Regions from separate parts of the Homo sapiens genome. Here region 1 is linked to region 2. Evidence: read pairs that join two places in POLR2A ChIA-PET (ENCODE). Cell type or tissue: OCI-LY7. All regions are shown on one strand. Each heading gives the region's core, and the rest is flanking DNA. Links, peaks and the distances in the headings are about the cores only. Region 1 overlaps GUCY2D (guanylate cyclase 2D, retinal). Region 2 overlaps SHBG (sex hormone binding globulin).

Region 1 (3,397 bases), core at 1-2,500, 370 kb before region 2:
ATTTCTGGCACAAGCTCACTTCCTACTTACCTCATTCCACTACTCACCTCACATAATGGGCCAGGAAGGCCCCAGCCAGCCCCATCCCAACCACCAGGAGGAAGCCAAGAAAGACGAGGCCCGGCTCCAGTCCTGAAGGGACAGTGACAGGAGGTATACTGAGGAGCGATGCCAGGGGAGGCCTCTTCTCTAGGGAGGCATGCCACATGCTGGCCCCTCCAGGAAAGGGGGATGGGGGCCCAGAGAGGCTCTAGGGGTAGGTCATAGTTCCTCAAAGGGGAGAGGCTGGGAATGATAGAAAATTTCCAAGAGGGCTTTGGAGCTCAGCAAGAGAGGGGTCCTGTGCAAGCCAGAGGCTGGGAGAGGGCCTAGAAGGGCATCGAAGACGGATTACAGGATAGGAGTCCACTCTCTTTCATCACTTTGTGGATGGTCCATGGCGATTGTCTCAGTGGGGACTGGGGTGCTCGCCCTCACCTCCACCGCAGATGTTGTTTGGATCGAACCAGCACGAGGGGTCAGGTCCGGGTGCTGATCCCCCACGCGGGAAGTGCATCCGGGTACCGGCGGAGAGGAAGGAGCCCCGGGCAGGATCCAGCATGTATGTGGCAAAAAGCCGGTCTCCCGCCGCGTCCGTGTCTAGCAGCACGAATGGGGGCTCCTCGTCTCCTCCTAGGTCCCCGCAGAAGCCAGGGACCTGCGCATCCCGGATGTGGCGGGCCACAGCTGCTCCGGACACCCATCTGCCACCTGCGGCAGCCCGCGCTTCTGCCACGCCCCTTGCCAGCAAGAAGACCGCGTCATAGATGGTGCCAAAGAGTGGGGAGACCTGGAGAAGGAGAGTAGGGGCTCAGAGGTCGGGGTCACAGCCCACAGACAGACCAGATTCTTTCACTGCCTGTCAAGCCCAGGGTATCCACTGTTGCCACCTTCCAGTTAGTTGTTCCCAGGATCCCTCCCCATTGGCTATCTCTTCCTCCCTCCCCATTGGCTCTCTTCCTCCCTCCCCATTGGCTCTCTCTTCCTCCCTCCCCACTGGCTCTCTCTTCCTCCCTCTCCTATTGGCTGTCACACCTGCTCTCCCCACTAACTGGTTCCTCTTTTCAGGACTCAGCCTCCTCTCTGACCATTGGTTGATTCTAATTCTCCATCACCTGTAGGTCCTCTCTTCTTCCTGTTGGTTGCCCAGCATATAGTTTTAACCTCATCACCTACCATTCACCTAAAAGCCTTCTCACCTATCTTTTGGTTGGCTTCTATTTTCTGTTGTTCCTTAAAAAAACAAACAAACAAACAAAAAAACTAAACAAAAAACAAACAAAAAACCTTCTCTATTGTTACCACCCGATCTTATCAGGCTTCTCTATTATTCCCAGTTGCCATCTCTCAGAGAGCCAGGCACTGTGCAGAGCACTAAAGATGTATCAGTGTACAAGACAGACCCCGTCTCAAGGAACCTTTCTTCTTGCCAAAGAGACAGGGGTGTTCAGGCAGTGCAATGAGTAAAAGTAGGGGAAACTGAGGGAGCTGCAGAGACAGGAATGGGTGTCCCCACCCTAGGCTGTGGACAGAGAAGGAGCTGTTAGAAGTGACCATCCTTCAGGGGATGAGTCAGAATTATCCAGGGGAGGCAGGGACAAGAGAGAGGAAACAGCACACTCAGAAGCTCAGAGGCAAAAGAGAAGGACACATTCCAAGAACCCAGAGTAGCTTGGTCTGGCTGAAGTTCATGGGAGGTGGAAGAGAGAGAAAGACAGGTGACCTGGTAAGCCATGTGGAGAGGCCTGCATCTATCCAGGGCAACAGAAGCCACTGTGAGGCTTTGAACAGGGGCATGACAGGGTGAGATCTGTCAGATTTCTGAAGCTTGATCTGGAGAAAGGTGTTGGGCAGGTGAGTGTTGAAGCAGAGACCATCTGAGAGATTATGTTTTGGGATTTGGGCTGGGGGTGCTGTGGCCTGAATCAGGGCAGTGACAGTAAAGATGGAGAAAGCGGATGAATTCGAATGATCTTTAGGAAGTAACAGTAACAGGGCTTGATGCCTGGAAGTGGGGGCGAAGAATTCAAGGAATCAAGGGTGACTCACACGCTCAGAGGCTTGCGCAGTTTGGGCAGTGGAGAGGACTGCTGTGGTACTTACTGAGAGCTGAAGGGCTTTTCTCTCTCTACTTTCTCAACCTCCCTCTCTCCACTGACCGACCCTCCCTCCATCCCATCTCATTATGATTCCTATCTTGTATTCTCTTCTGACTATTCCCATCACTGCACCCCTCCCCCCTCCATTGGACACCTCCAATCCTCTTGGAAGAATCTAGGGGCATCGATGGGAAATTGCAACCCCTACGACCCTTCTCTCATGCAGCCGCCTGTGAGTTGGACCTTTGTGGTGGTTAATTCACTGCCCGTTGACATCTAAATTCCCTTCTCATAGTGGTTTCTAGTCCCCCTTTGTGGCGGGAGTAAAGTTAGATGATCTGAACTGGGATTCTGGGGACTTGGGGATCCCTAGGTATTAGCTGGATGTTGGAAATACACTATGGATCTGGTTAGGATTGCCCCTGAATCCACCCAGGGAACTTTCTGCTTCTTGCAAGGTGTCTAGGCCCTTGAAAAGCTAAGACCACCAGATGAGGCCCCAGAGGAAATACCTCTGAACTAGGGATGAAGGTTGGATTGGCATCCTCCCTCCTTCCTGCTTTCAAGAACACCAAGTATTTATTTTAGACAGCTGGGAGTATGTGGTGGTGGAAACGGGTTTACTTTGAAGCCAATTGCAAAAGGTTTTGCAGTTTACAGTTCATTAGAGTTTACTGCTTGATGTTGGACTTGAGAGGTCGAATTGCCTACTCTCTAGAGGCAATCCTCGTACACTAAGAGACCCCAAGTGGGGCCAGAGCCTCTACATTACCCAGGAAACTCCAAACAGCTAGAGCTGCCAGTGGTTCTTTCTCCATTGGCTGCATCCTCCTCTCCCTGCTTTGGCTGTCCTCTCCCCTCTCCCTTGCCTTCTTCCCTCCTCCCGGGACCGTCTACCTGCTGCAGATTGAGGTCAGAGGGCAGCTCGCGGCGCTCTTGAGCCCTGCGCAGGCTGTCCAGCACGCTGCCTTCAGAGGGACAGTGGCGCGTGAGGGTGAGCACGGCATCGTGGGCCCTGCGAAGCTGGGAGCTGTTGGCGAGTGCGGCCAAGGCCTCCGGGCCTGGGGACAAGGCGTAGTGGATCGTGTCGAAGGGCAGGAAGACCAGGGAGCCATCGGTCAGGCCCAGCTCCTCTGCGGCCTCCAGGAGGTAGCGCTGCTCCTCGCCACCCAGCAGCACCGAGTGCATCACCATGATCACTGCTGCGGACAGAGGCTTGGCTCGCGGCGCCGTCCGGCTGCCGGCAGGACCAGCCGACC
Region 2 (11,076 bases), core at 4,452-6,951:
GACTCCGTCTCAAAAAAAAGAAAACTCTTGTGTGTGTTTTATCTCTTCAACTAGACTCTAAGCGCTCTAAGCTCTTTGAGAACAGGCCTTTATCTTAGACTATTTATACTTTCTTCAAACTCAAGAAACCCATAGAGCTACCAAAGATAGTGCCTGGTTAAATTGGCATGAACATGGAAAGGCTCCTTCTGCAAGGGACCTCAGAGGCAACTTGCTCTTTCCTTCCTCAGGCAAGCAGCACGGAAGTGATACAGCCTCTGTTTGTAAAGATGAAACCTGGTCCTATCCTCAAAACGTAAAGCTTAGCAAACACAGCCAGGGGTGGCCTCCGGATTCCCGGCTCAGTCTCTACCCTTGTACCCCATGTTCACTTGGAAAGAAAGAAATGTCTTCTCTGCACTGTAGGGGGTTTATGGAGTAAGGATGAGATACCTGTTGCTCCCTTTCCTTGCTGTCTTCTCCTGCAAGTTTGGAGGAGAGAACGGAGGAGGGGGGAGGAGCCCCAGCATTAAGCGCAACATTGGTGTTCTGAGGGAAACACGCTGAGAGAGGGGAGATCTGAAAAATTTCCAGGAGAAGAGCTGTTACAAACCTCCAGCCTTTTCCTGGAGCCCACCTTTCCCACCAGCATCTCCAGAAAGAAACCAGGGCATGAAAGCCTTCACACCCCCTCTTTCATATCTAGACCTTGTCCTGGTGTGTCCGGAATTGGTGAGTTTTTGGTCTCACTAACTTCAAGAATGAAGCCACAGACCCTCGCAGTTGAGTGTCACAGTTCTTAAAAGGCGGCGTGTCCAGAGTTTGTTCCTTCTGATGTTCGGATGTGTTCGGAGTTATTTCCTTCTGGTGGGTTCGTGGTCTCGCTGGCTCAGGAGTGAAGCTGCAGACCTTCCCCGTGAATGTCACAGCTCTTAAGGCGGCTTGTCTGGAGTTCATCGTTCCTGCCAGTGGGTTCATGGTCTCGCTGGCTTCAGGAGTGAAGCTGCAGACCTTCAGAGTGAGTGTTACAGCTCATAAAAGAAGTGTGGACCCAAAGAGTGAGCAGCAGCAAGATTTATTGCAAAGAGCGAAAGAACTAAGCTTCCACAGTATGAAACGGGACCCAGTGAGTTGCCACTGCTGGCTCGGGCAGCCTGCGTTTATTCTCTTATCTGGTCCCACCCACATCCTGCTGACTGGTCCATTTTACAGAGAGCCGATTGGTCCATTTTACAGAGAGCTGATTGGTCCATTTTGACAGGGTGCTGATTGGTGCGTTTACAATCCCTGAGCTAGACACAAAAGTTCTCCAAGTCCCCAGTAGATTAGCTAGATACAGAGTGTCAACACAAAGGTTCTCCAAGTCCCCACCAGAGTAGTTAGATACAGTGTCGATTGGTGCATTCACAAACCCTGAGCTAGACACCAGGTGCTGATTGGTGTGTTTACAAACCTTGAGCTAGACACAGAATGCCGATTGGTGTATTTACAATCCCTTAGCTAGACATAAATGTTCTCCAAGTCCCCACCAGAGTAGCTAGATACAGAGTGTTGATTGGTGCATTCATAAACCCTGAGCTAGACACTGGGTGCTGATTGGTGTGTTTACAAACCTTGAGCTAGACACACAGTGCCGATTGGTGTATTTACAATCCCTTAGCTAGACATAAAGGTTCTCCAAGTCCCCACCAGACTCAGAAGCCCAACTGGCTTCACCCAGTGGATCCAGCACCAGGCCGCAGGTGGAGCTGCCTGCCAGTCCAGTGCCATGCACCTGCACTCCTCAGCTCTTGGGTGGTCGATGGGACTGGGCGCCATGGAGCAGGGGGTGGCGCTCCTCAGGGAGACTCGGGCTGCACAGGAGCCCACGGAGTGAAGGGGAGGCTCAGGCATGGTGGGCTGCAGGTCCCGAGCACTGCCCTGCGGCAAGGCAGCTAAGGCCCGGCGAGAATTGAGCATAGCAGCTGCTGGCCCTGGTGCTAATCCCCTCACTGCCCGGGGCCGGCAGGGCCGGCCGGCGCTCCAAGTGCCACGTCCACCCAAAATCGCGCTGGCCGGCAAGCACCGCGTGCAGCCCCGGTTCCCACCCGCGTCTCTCCCTCCACACCTTCCCGCAAGCTGAAGGAGCTGGCTCCGACCTTGGCCAGCCCAGAAAGGGGCTCCCACAGTGCAGCGGTGGGCTGAAGGGCTCCTCAAGCGCGGCCAGAGTGGGCGCCAAGACCGAGAAGGTGCTGAGAGCGAGCGAGGGCTGTGAGGGCTGCCAGCACGCTGTCACCTCTCACTGAGGGCTGTACCCGTCTATCTCCTTCCCGTCAGTCCGTGCAATTCCAGGGACTTAGCCGTCTGGGTTCCCAACAAAATGGGTGTTTGCAAAGACAAGAACAAGGAAAGAGAAGACTTCTGAAACACAGATATGTGGGGAGAGGGGAATGGAACAGTGCTGTTTAATGGGGACAGAGTCTCAGTTTTACAAAGATGAAAAGAGTTCTGGAAATGGATGGTGGTGATGGTTGCACAACATCGTGAGTGGAGTTAATGCCACTGAAATGTACACTTAAAAATGGTTAAGATGACAGGAGGCTGAGACGGGAGAATTGCTTGAACCTGGGAGACAGAGGTTGCAGTGAGCCAAGGTCGTGCCACTGCGGTCCAGCCTGGGCGACAGAGCAAGACTCCATCTCAAAAAAAAAAAAAAAAAGGTTAAGATGGTCCAGGCGCGGTAGCTCACACCTGTAATCCCGGCACTTTGAGAGACCAAGGTGGGAGAATCATTCAAGCCCAGGAGTTCCAGACCAGTGGGACCCCAGTCTATACAAAAAATTTAAAAATTAGGCCGGGTGCAGCAGCTCACACCTGTAATCCCAGCACTTTGGGAGGCTGAGGTGGGTGGATCACTTGAGGTCTGGAGTTCGAGACCAGCCTGGCCAACATGGTGAAACCCCATTTCTACTAAAAATACAAAAATTAGCTGGGCACGGTGGCTCACGCCTGTAATCACAGCACTTTGGGAGGCCGAGGTGGGTGGATCACCTGAGGTCAGGAGTTTGAGACCAGCCTGGCCAACATGGTGAAACCCCGTCTCCACTAAAAATACAAAAATTATCAGGCCTGTAATCCCAGCTACTCGGGAGGCTGAGACAGGAGAATTGCTTGAACCCAGGAGGCAGAGGTTGCGGTGAGCATTGATCGCACCACTGCACTCTAGCCCGGGCGACAGCAAGACTCAGTCTCAAAAAAAAAAAAAAAAAAAATTAGCCAGGCTTAGTGGTGCATGCCTGTAGTCCCAGCTACTGGGGGGGCTGAGGTGAGAAGATTACTTGAACCCAGGAACTGGAGGCTACAGTGAGCCATGGTTGCACCAATGTACTCCAGCCTGGGCAACAGAATGAGATCCTATCTCAAAAACAAAAAAAAGGTTCAGATGGTAAATTTTATGTTGTGTGTATTTTACCACAATCGAAAGAAGGAAGGAAGGGAAGGAAAGAAAGAAAAAGAAAATAAGAGAAGAGGCCAGGAATGGTGGCTCATGCCTGTAATCCCAGCACTTTGGGAGGCTGAGTGGGGAGGATTCCAAGAGTGGGGCCAAGAGTTTGAGATCAGCCTGAGTAACATAGCAAGACCGCATCTCTACAAAAAATTTAAAAATAAGCTGGGTGCAATGGCCTGCTCCTGTGGTCCCAGCCATGATTGCACCACTGTACTACAGTTGGTAACACAGCAAGGCTGTCTCTAAAAAAGAAAAAAATAGAAGAAAAGGAAGAAAGAAAGCCAGATGTGGTGGCTCACGCTTGTAATCCCAGCACTTTGGGAGGCCAAGGTGTGTGGATCACTTGAGGCCAGAAGTTTGAGACCAGCCTGGCCAAATGGTAAAACCCTGTCTCTACTAAAAATACAAAAAATTAGTCAGGTGTGGTGGTGCATGTCTGTAATCCCAGCTACTCAGGAAGCTGAGGCAGGAGAATCGCTTGAACCCAGGAGCTGGAGGTTGCAGTGAACTGAAATCGCGCCACTACACTTCAGCCTGGGCAACAGAACCAGATGCTGTCTCAAAAAAAAAAAAAAAAAGGCCTGACATGGTGGCTCACGCCTGTAATCCCAGCACTTTGGGAGACCGAGGTGGGCAGATCACAAGGTCAGAAGATTGAGACCATCCTGGCTAACACAGTGAAACCCCGTCTCTACTAAAAATACAAAAAATTAGCTGGGCGTGGTGGTGGGCATCTGTAATCCCAGCTACTTGGGAGGCTGAGCCAGGAGAATCTCTTAAACCCGGGAGACAGAGGTTGCAGTGAGCCCAGATCACGCCACTGCATTCCAGCCTGGGCGACACAGTGAGACTCTCTCTCAAAAAAAAAAAAAAGAAGAAGAAGAAAAAGAAGAATAGATAAGAAAATAAAGTTTATTCACTGACGAGATCAAGCTCCAACTCCTCAGCAGGACACACAAGGCCACATAGCCCAAGGAGCCCCCACCTGCCCTCACTCCATCTCAGCCTCTCCATGGTTCATCCATGTCACACGCCCTCCCAGATCTTTGATACCCAGCAGGCTCAGACTAGTATGTCAGGAACTATGTGAGAACTAATATGTCAGGAACTGTGTGAGATTAATAAGAACAACATTTCTTATATATATTGAGAAATATATATATATCTCATATATTGAGCACTTTCTGTATGCCAAACACTATGCTAGACATTAAAATGTCTACATGATTTCATCAAATCTTCACAGTAACCTTCTAAGATAGAGAAACTTCCCATTTTGTAGATGGGGAAACAGTAATAGAGGTTTAGTCATTTGTTCAACTTCGCACATCTAACAACTCGTTTCTTTTGTTTTTTTATTTTTTTGTTTTCTTGTTCCGAAGTCTTGCTCTGTTGCCCAGGCTGGAGTGCAATGGTGCAGTCTCAGCTCACTGCACCCTCCGCCTCCCGGGTTCAAGCGATTCTCCTGCCTCAGCCTCCCCAGTAGCTGGGATTATGGGAGCCCGCCACCACGCCCAGCTAATTTTTTGTATTTTTAGTAGAGATGGGGTTTCACCATGCTGGCCACGCCGGTCTTAAACTCCTGATTTCAGGTGATCCATTCACCTTAGCCTCCCAAAGTGCTGGGATTACAGGCATGAGCCACCGCGTCCAGCCATAACTCATTTCTTTGATGGTCCTTAGTAGAACTAGCAACTAGGTTTCTTGGCATCTCAGATACCTCTGCTAAAGCATTTTACATGTCTATCTCTCTCTCAAGACCCTGGTTCTGGCTGGGCCCGGTGGCTCACGCCCTTAAACTCAGCACTTTGGGAGGCTGAGGTGGGCAGATCACCTGAGGTCAGGAGTTTGAGACCAGCCTGGCCAACATGGTGAAACTTTGTCTCTACTAAAAATATAAAAATTAGCCAGGTGTGGTGGTGCATGCCTGTAATCCCAGTTACTTGAGAGGCTGAGGCAGGAGAATCACTTGAACCCGGGAAGTGGAAGTTGCAGTGAGCCAAGGTCACGCCATTGCACTCCAGCCTGGGCAATAGAGGGAGACTCTGTCTCAAAAGAAAAAAAAAAAAAAAGGCTGGGCGCGGTGGCTCATGCCTATAATCCCAGCACTCTGGGAGGCCGAGACAGGCAGATTACCTGAGGTCAGGAGTTCGAGACTAGCCTGGCCAACATGGTGAATCCCCATCTCTACTAAAAGTACAAAAATTAGCCAGGTGTGGTGGCACATGCCTGTAGTCCCAGCTACTTGGGAAGCTGAGACAGGAGAATTGCTTGAGCCTGGGAGACAGAGGTTTCAGTGAGCTGAGATCATGTCACTGCACTCCAGCCTGGCTGAAAGAGCGAGACTCTGTCTCAAAAGAAAAAAAAAGGCCAGGCACAGTGGCTCACGCCTGTAATCCCAGCACTTTGGGAGGCCGAAGCGGGTGGATCACGAGGTCAGGAGATGGAGACCATCCTGGCTAACACGGTGAAACCCCGTCTCTACTAAAAAAACAAAAAATTATCTGGGCGTGGTGGCGTACGCCTGTAGTCCCAGCTACTCAGAAGGCTGAGGCAGGAGAATGGCGTGAACCCAGGAGGTAGAGCTTGCAGTGAGCCAAGATCACGCCACTGCATTCCAGCCTGGGAGAAAAAGCGAGACTCCGTCTCAAAAAAAAAAAAAGACCCTGGTTCTCCAGCCCAGTACCAAGTTTTATATTCATCTTTAGAGTCCCTGTGGTGGGCTACACAGTATTTGACCAATGTATCAGCAGCCAATACATGTTAATTGAATGAAAGTTGGGGGGGGGGCGCAGCAAGAAGGGAGGGAGAGAGAGAGAGAGAGGCAGTGGGTAGGATGGGGTGAGTGGGTAGATCAGGCCCAGAGGCTTTAGTGTGTGCTGCCAAGCTCTGAAAAGTTTTTGGGGGTGTGGGGAAGGCAGGGGACACTGGGCAGGCATCGTAGGTGCCCTTGGTTGGGGACCTGGCAAAGTCGATGTCAAAGCGAAGTCAGTCTTAATGAAAGAGTGTAGACAGCTCTGGATGGTAATCAGGAATCCTGGAATCTAGGGCAGGCTGGGGAAAGAGAGGTTGGTGGCACAGTGTCCTGGAGAAGGTGGGGTGGAGGGAGGAGAGAAAAGCCAGCTCCGAGGAGATTCCAGGGACAAAAGGTCAGGATATTGGCACTCGGAACAACCCCCTTGGTGGGTGCCCAGGTACATCCGGGCTCTTTAACCCCCCTCCCTGCTGGCTCACACTCCACAGGCCTCCACAGGATGACTTCTTTTCATTATTCAGGTCTCTGCTCAAATGACTTCCCTGACCACCCAGCTAATGTTGACCCTCCCCTCCCCCTCCTATTATATTACAGGGTTTTGTTCCCTTTATTGCTCTAACCGCTATCTGAAATAATCCTGCTTATTTATTTGTGTTCTTGTTTGTGTCTGCTTCCCCTCTACTATGCTATAAGTTCCATCAGAGCGGGGATAGTGTTTGTCCTTTTCTTTTTTCTTTCTTTCTTTTTTTTTTGAGACGGAGTCTCGCTCTGTCGCCCAGGCTGGAGTGCAGTGGTGCGATCTCCGCTCACTGCAAGCTCCACCTCCCGGGTTCACGCCATTCTCCTGCCTCAGCCTCCCAAGTAGCTGAGACTACAGGCGCCGCCACCACGCCCGGCTAGGATGGTCTTGATCTCCTGACCTCATGATCCGCCCGTCTCAGCCTCCCAAAGTGCTGAGATTACAGGCGTGAGCCACTGCGCCCAGCCTGTTTTTGTCCTTTTCACCAACGAATCCTCAGTATCTACAACAGTGCCTAGTACATAGCGGGTGCTCAGGTGGCCTAGGTTAGCCCTGAACGTCAACAAGGGGCCAGAGTTAAATGTGGATGCCCTCTCCATTGCTGAAGACTCCACTACCAACACTGCTGGCTGGGTGGAGGCAGTTGTAGATCCTGAGAGGGTCTATAGGGTCAAGATTAGGAGAGGTAGAAGGTGGGGCTTGGGATTTGTGTCTTCTACCCTACAGACTCCCCAGGGCCTCCTTACCCTGGAGTCATTTAGGTCCCGGCTGATCTCTGCAGAAGGGGACAGCAGCTCCAGTGAGTGACTCAGCCTGCTGCCTGGGTTACTGGTGAAAAGATTCTTGTAAGAAATTAGGAGTCTTGGACACTGGGATTCTCATGGGGTCTGGAGATGGAGGATGCTTTAACCTAATGGTTCTTTTTAAGTTTTTTTTTGTTTTGTTTTGTTTTTTTGAGACAGAGTCTCACTCTGTCACCCAGGTTGGAGTGCAGTGGCGCAATCTCGGCTCACTGCAACCTCCACCTCCCAGGTTCAAGCAATTCTCCTGCCTCAGCCTCCCGAGTAGCTGGGATTACAGGCGCCCACCATCATGCCCAGCTAATTTTTGTATTTTTAGTAGAGACGGGATTGCACTATGTTGGCCAGATTGGTCTCAAACTCCTGACTTCAGGTGATCCGCCCACCCCGGCCTCCCAAAGTGCTGGGATTAAAGGTGTGAGCTACCACACCTGGCTGACCTAATAGTTCTTGAGAGGAAAGAGGATGGGGGGCTTTAGCCCCAGGGCTCCTTAGTAGGCTGGGAGCTTTGGGCTAGGACACAAGGGTTCCTAAGAGGGCAGAAGACTGGGAGCTGAGGGGTAGGGGCTATGGGCTTGGATACGAGGGTTCCCCAGGGAGGGATGCTGGGCACCAGCATTCTCTAGAGGTCTGTGGTTGAGAGCTGGGTCACCGTATTCTTTGAGGGGAGAGATATTCCCAAATCTGTCTGTTTTTCCCAGCTGGGACCAGCACAAGCCAGTTCTTGCTTAATGGAGTAGAGACAAATTTGTCTGGGAAGGCAGCAAGTGGACCAAGACTAGGAGAGAGAGAGAGAGACGCGACTTTCTCCCTCTGCTCTCCTCCCTTTTTCTTTCTCCCTGCCTCCACCCCTTTTTCCAGAACCCCTACCCACATCTCTCTGTGACCCTCTCACGCCCCCTGCTGCTTCTTCCCTGGGCAGCAATGGCCAGTCCAAGGACCAGATGACTGAGATGTCAAAATCCCATCTCTTCCCTTCCTCCTGATCTCTCTGGACCAGCCACAGAGGCAGGAAACTGGTCTCAAAGGGAGTAGCTTCTGCGGAACCAGGTGGGTCCTGGCTTCCAGAAAGTGACCTGTATCCAGAGTATGTCTGTCTGTCGGGGTTTTTGCTGGGATCTCAGCCTAAGAAGTCCTCATTTCCAGCCGGACGCAATGGCTCACGCCTGTAATCCCAGCACTTTGGGAGGCCGAGGCAGGAGGATCACCCGAGGTCAGGAGTTCTAGACCAGCCTGGCCAACATGGTGAAACCCCACCTCTACTAAAAATACAAAAAATTAGCTGGGGGTGGTGGTGCACGCCTGTAATCCCAGCTACTCGGGAGGCTGAGGCAAAAGAATCGCTTGAACCCGCGAGGCGGAGGTTGCAGTGAGCCGAGATCACGCCATTGCACTCCAGCCTGGGCAACAAGAGCGGGAAACTCCATCTCAAAAAAAAAAAAAAAAAGAAGTCCTCATTTCCTTAGAGAAACTCTCCTTGACGCTCAGACTAAGTTAAGGCCTCCTAGTCTCCATGTTTTCTATTTTTTCTTTTTTCTTTTTTTTTGAGATGGACTCTTGCTCTGTTGCCCAGGCTGGAGTGTAGTGGCGCGATCTCGGCTCACTGCAAGCTCCGCCTCCCGGGTTCACACCATTCTCCTGCCTCAGCCTCTCGAGCAGCCGGGACTACAGGCGCCCGCCACCATGCCCAGCTAATTTTTTTGTATTTTCAGTAGAGACGGGGTTTCACCGTGTTAGCCAGGATGGTCTCGATCTCCTGACCTTGTGGTCCGCCCGCCTCTGCCTCCCAAAGTGCTGGGATTACAGGCGTGAGCCACCACGCCCGGCCAGTCTCCATGTTTTCACAACTCTCCAATTCTTCTTTATCAGTGCTTCCAACTATCCACTTATTAGTTAGCCTTTGATGGATGTCTGCTTCCCTATGGGACTGTGGGCACCAAGAGGGTAGGAACCAGAGTGTTTTTGCTCATTAAGACAACTCAATACTTGGCACAGTGCCTGGTACATTGCTAGTGCACAGTGAATATTTGTTGAATAAATGAATAATCAGTAACTTTCAAAGGGGGTTCTTAGGTGGAGCTTTAATGGGAAGCGTCAGTGCCATTGCCTGGGCTCTGGGGGCAGCTGTGAGTCCAGATCTCATGGCTTCTGTTCAGGGCCTGGTCCACATCCAGCCTCTGACCTTGTGCCCAAAGGCCATTCAGGCAAAAAGAGGTGGAAGAGTCTTCTCCTAGAGGGAGGTAGTGCAAAGGTGGCATTAGAGCATTAAGGTGGCTCGGATCCAGAATCTTCTCCCCACTTTTCCACTCCTCCAACCTGAGTTTGCAAAAGCACTACCTTCCACTGCCCCCATATCTTCTTCTTGTGGCCTATTCTTCTTCCCTCCCAGAGGTTTCCTTCCCCTCAAAATGTGCCGCCTCCCTTGAGCTGTTTCCAATGTTGTGCTCATGAACTTGAACATCATTCTCTCTTACCTGGTAAAGCCCCCAGGAAGAGACGCCCTTGAGGCTTGGCCCAGAGGTTAAGGAGGGGAGCCAGGCCTAAGGGAGGCAGGGCAAGGGCCTTCATCTTCGACCCTTGGCTCAAGACCACCCTGGACATACTCAGCTTCAGCTGAAGAGGGAGTCCCAAGACCAGGGGCAGATCCAGCCCTGGCCCCGACCCAGAAGACAACACCACCTTCTGCAGAGTGTGTGGGAAAGGGACGGTAGAGAGAGAGGGAAGAATGAGCCGGGCCTACTGCCTGTGGCCTCACCCCTAGCTGCCTTAATTCTGCCTCTTCGCTATGCCTCCACCTACTGGCCATTCTCACCACTTAAATCCTGCCCCAATTTTTTTTGGCTTGACCCTTTTTGAAACCACACCTGCCCCAAGTAAATATGCAGTCTAAGTCAAAACTGTTTGCTTGCTGTGGGGAGCTTCAAGATATGTCCCTCGCCCCTACCACCCACCTGAGTGCCATCCATAAGCCTTATTTTTATTTTTATTTTTTTGAGACAGGGTCTCACTGTGGCCCAGGTCAGAGTGCAGTGGCACATCATAGCTCACTGCAGCTTCAAACTCCTGGGCTCAAGTGAACCTCCTGCCTCAGGCTCCTAAATAGCTAGGGCAGCAGACATGTGCTACCATGCCTGGCTAATTTTTTTTTTTTTTTAGACAGAGGTCTCTGCTATGTTGCCCAGGCTGGTGTCAAACTCCTGGCCTCAAGTGATCCTCTGGTCTTGGCCTCCAGCACCTGGGATTACAGGCAAGCACCACCATGCCTGGCTAATTATTAATGAAAAACAATTCTGTGGAGCCAGTCTTGTTATGTTCCCTGGGCTGGAAACCTTCCTAATATTGACATGTTGGACTCCCCTCTTCCCTCATTGCTCCAGGCTCCACTGAATACAGGCAATGCCCCACTGTCCCCCTTTACTTGATCTTGGAGGTGGAGACTGAGCCAAGATGGGTTCTCTGGTGTCCCAAGAGCAAGGAGGTGGCCTGAGCCTGCTGCCTGCTTGAGTCCCAGGTCCAAAGAGAAGGCCCAGGGCTC

The links. Peaks named below come from ENCODE experiments on the same cell type or tissue, not always from the same donor. Only the 100,000 strongest peaks of a DNase experiment are listed, where the experiment ranks them.
Region 1: POLR2A ChIA-PET joins it to region 2 with 8 read pairs; 2 of 35 experiments call an interaction of 5 or more read pairs at or near these places.

Annotation. Positions count from the first base shown.
Region 1 is chr17:8,003,795-8,007,191 of GRCh38, reverse strand. GUCY2D (guanylate cyclase 2D, retinal) reads right to left here. Exons shown (of 20, transcript NM_000180.4): 3 at 3,036-3,340; 4 at 478-829; 5 at 48-132. Among named protein-coding and RNA genes, the nearest start is that of GUCY2D, 2.9 kb to the right of the region's middle. In OCI-LY7, for the core only: no CTCF peak of the experiment used is centred there; a DNase peak (open chromatin) is centred at 1,101.
Region 2 is chr17:7,631,899-7,642,974 of GRCh38, reverse strand. It overlaps SHBG (sex hormone binding globulin), which reads right to left. Exons shown (of 8, transcript NM_001040.5): 6 at 10,960-11,076; 7 at 10,016-10,223; 8 at 9,603-9,771. The coding sequence ends at 9,623. Among named protein-coding and RNA genes, the nearest start is that of SHBG, 7.3 kb to the right of the region's middle. RefSeq lists an enhancer at 10,260-10,349. In OCI-LY7, for the core only: no CTCF peak of the experiment used is centred there; no DNase peak of the experiment used is centred there.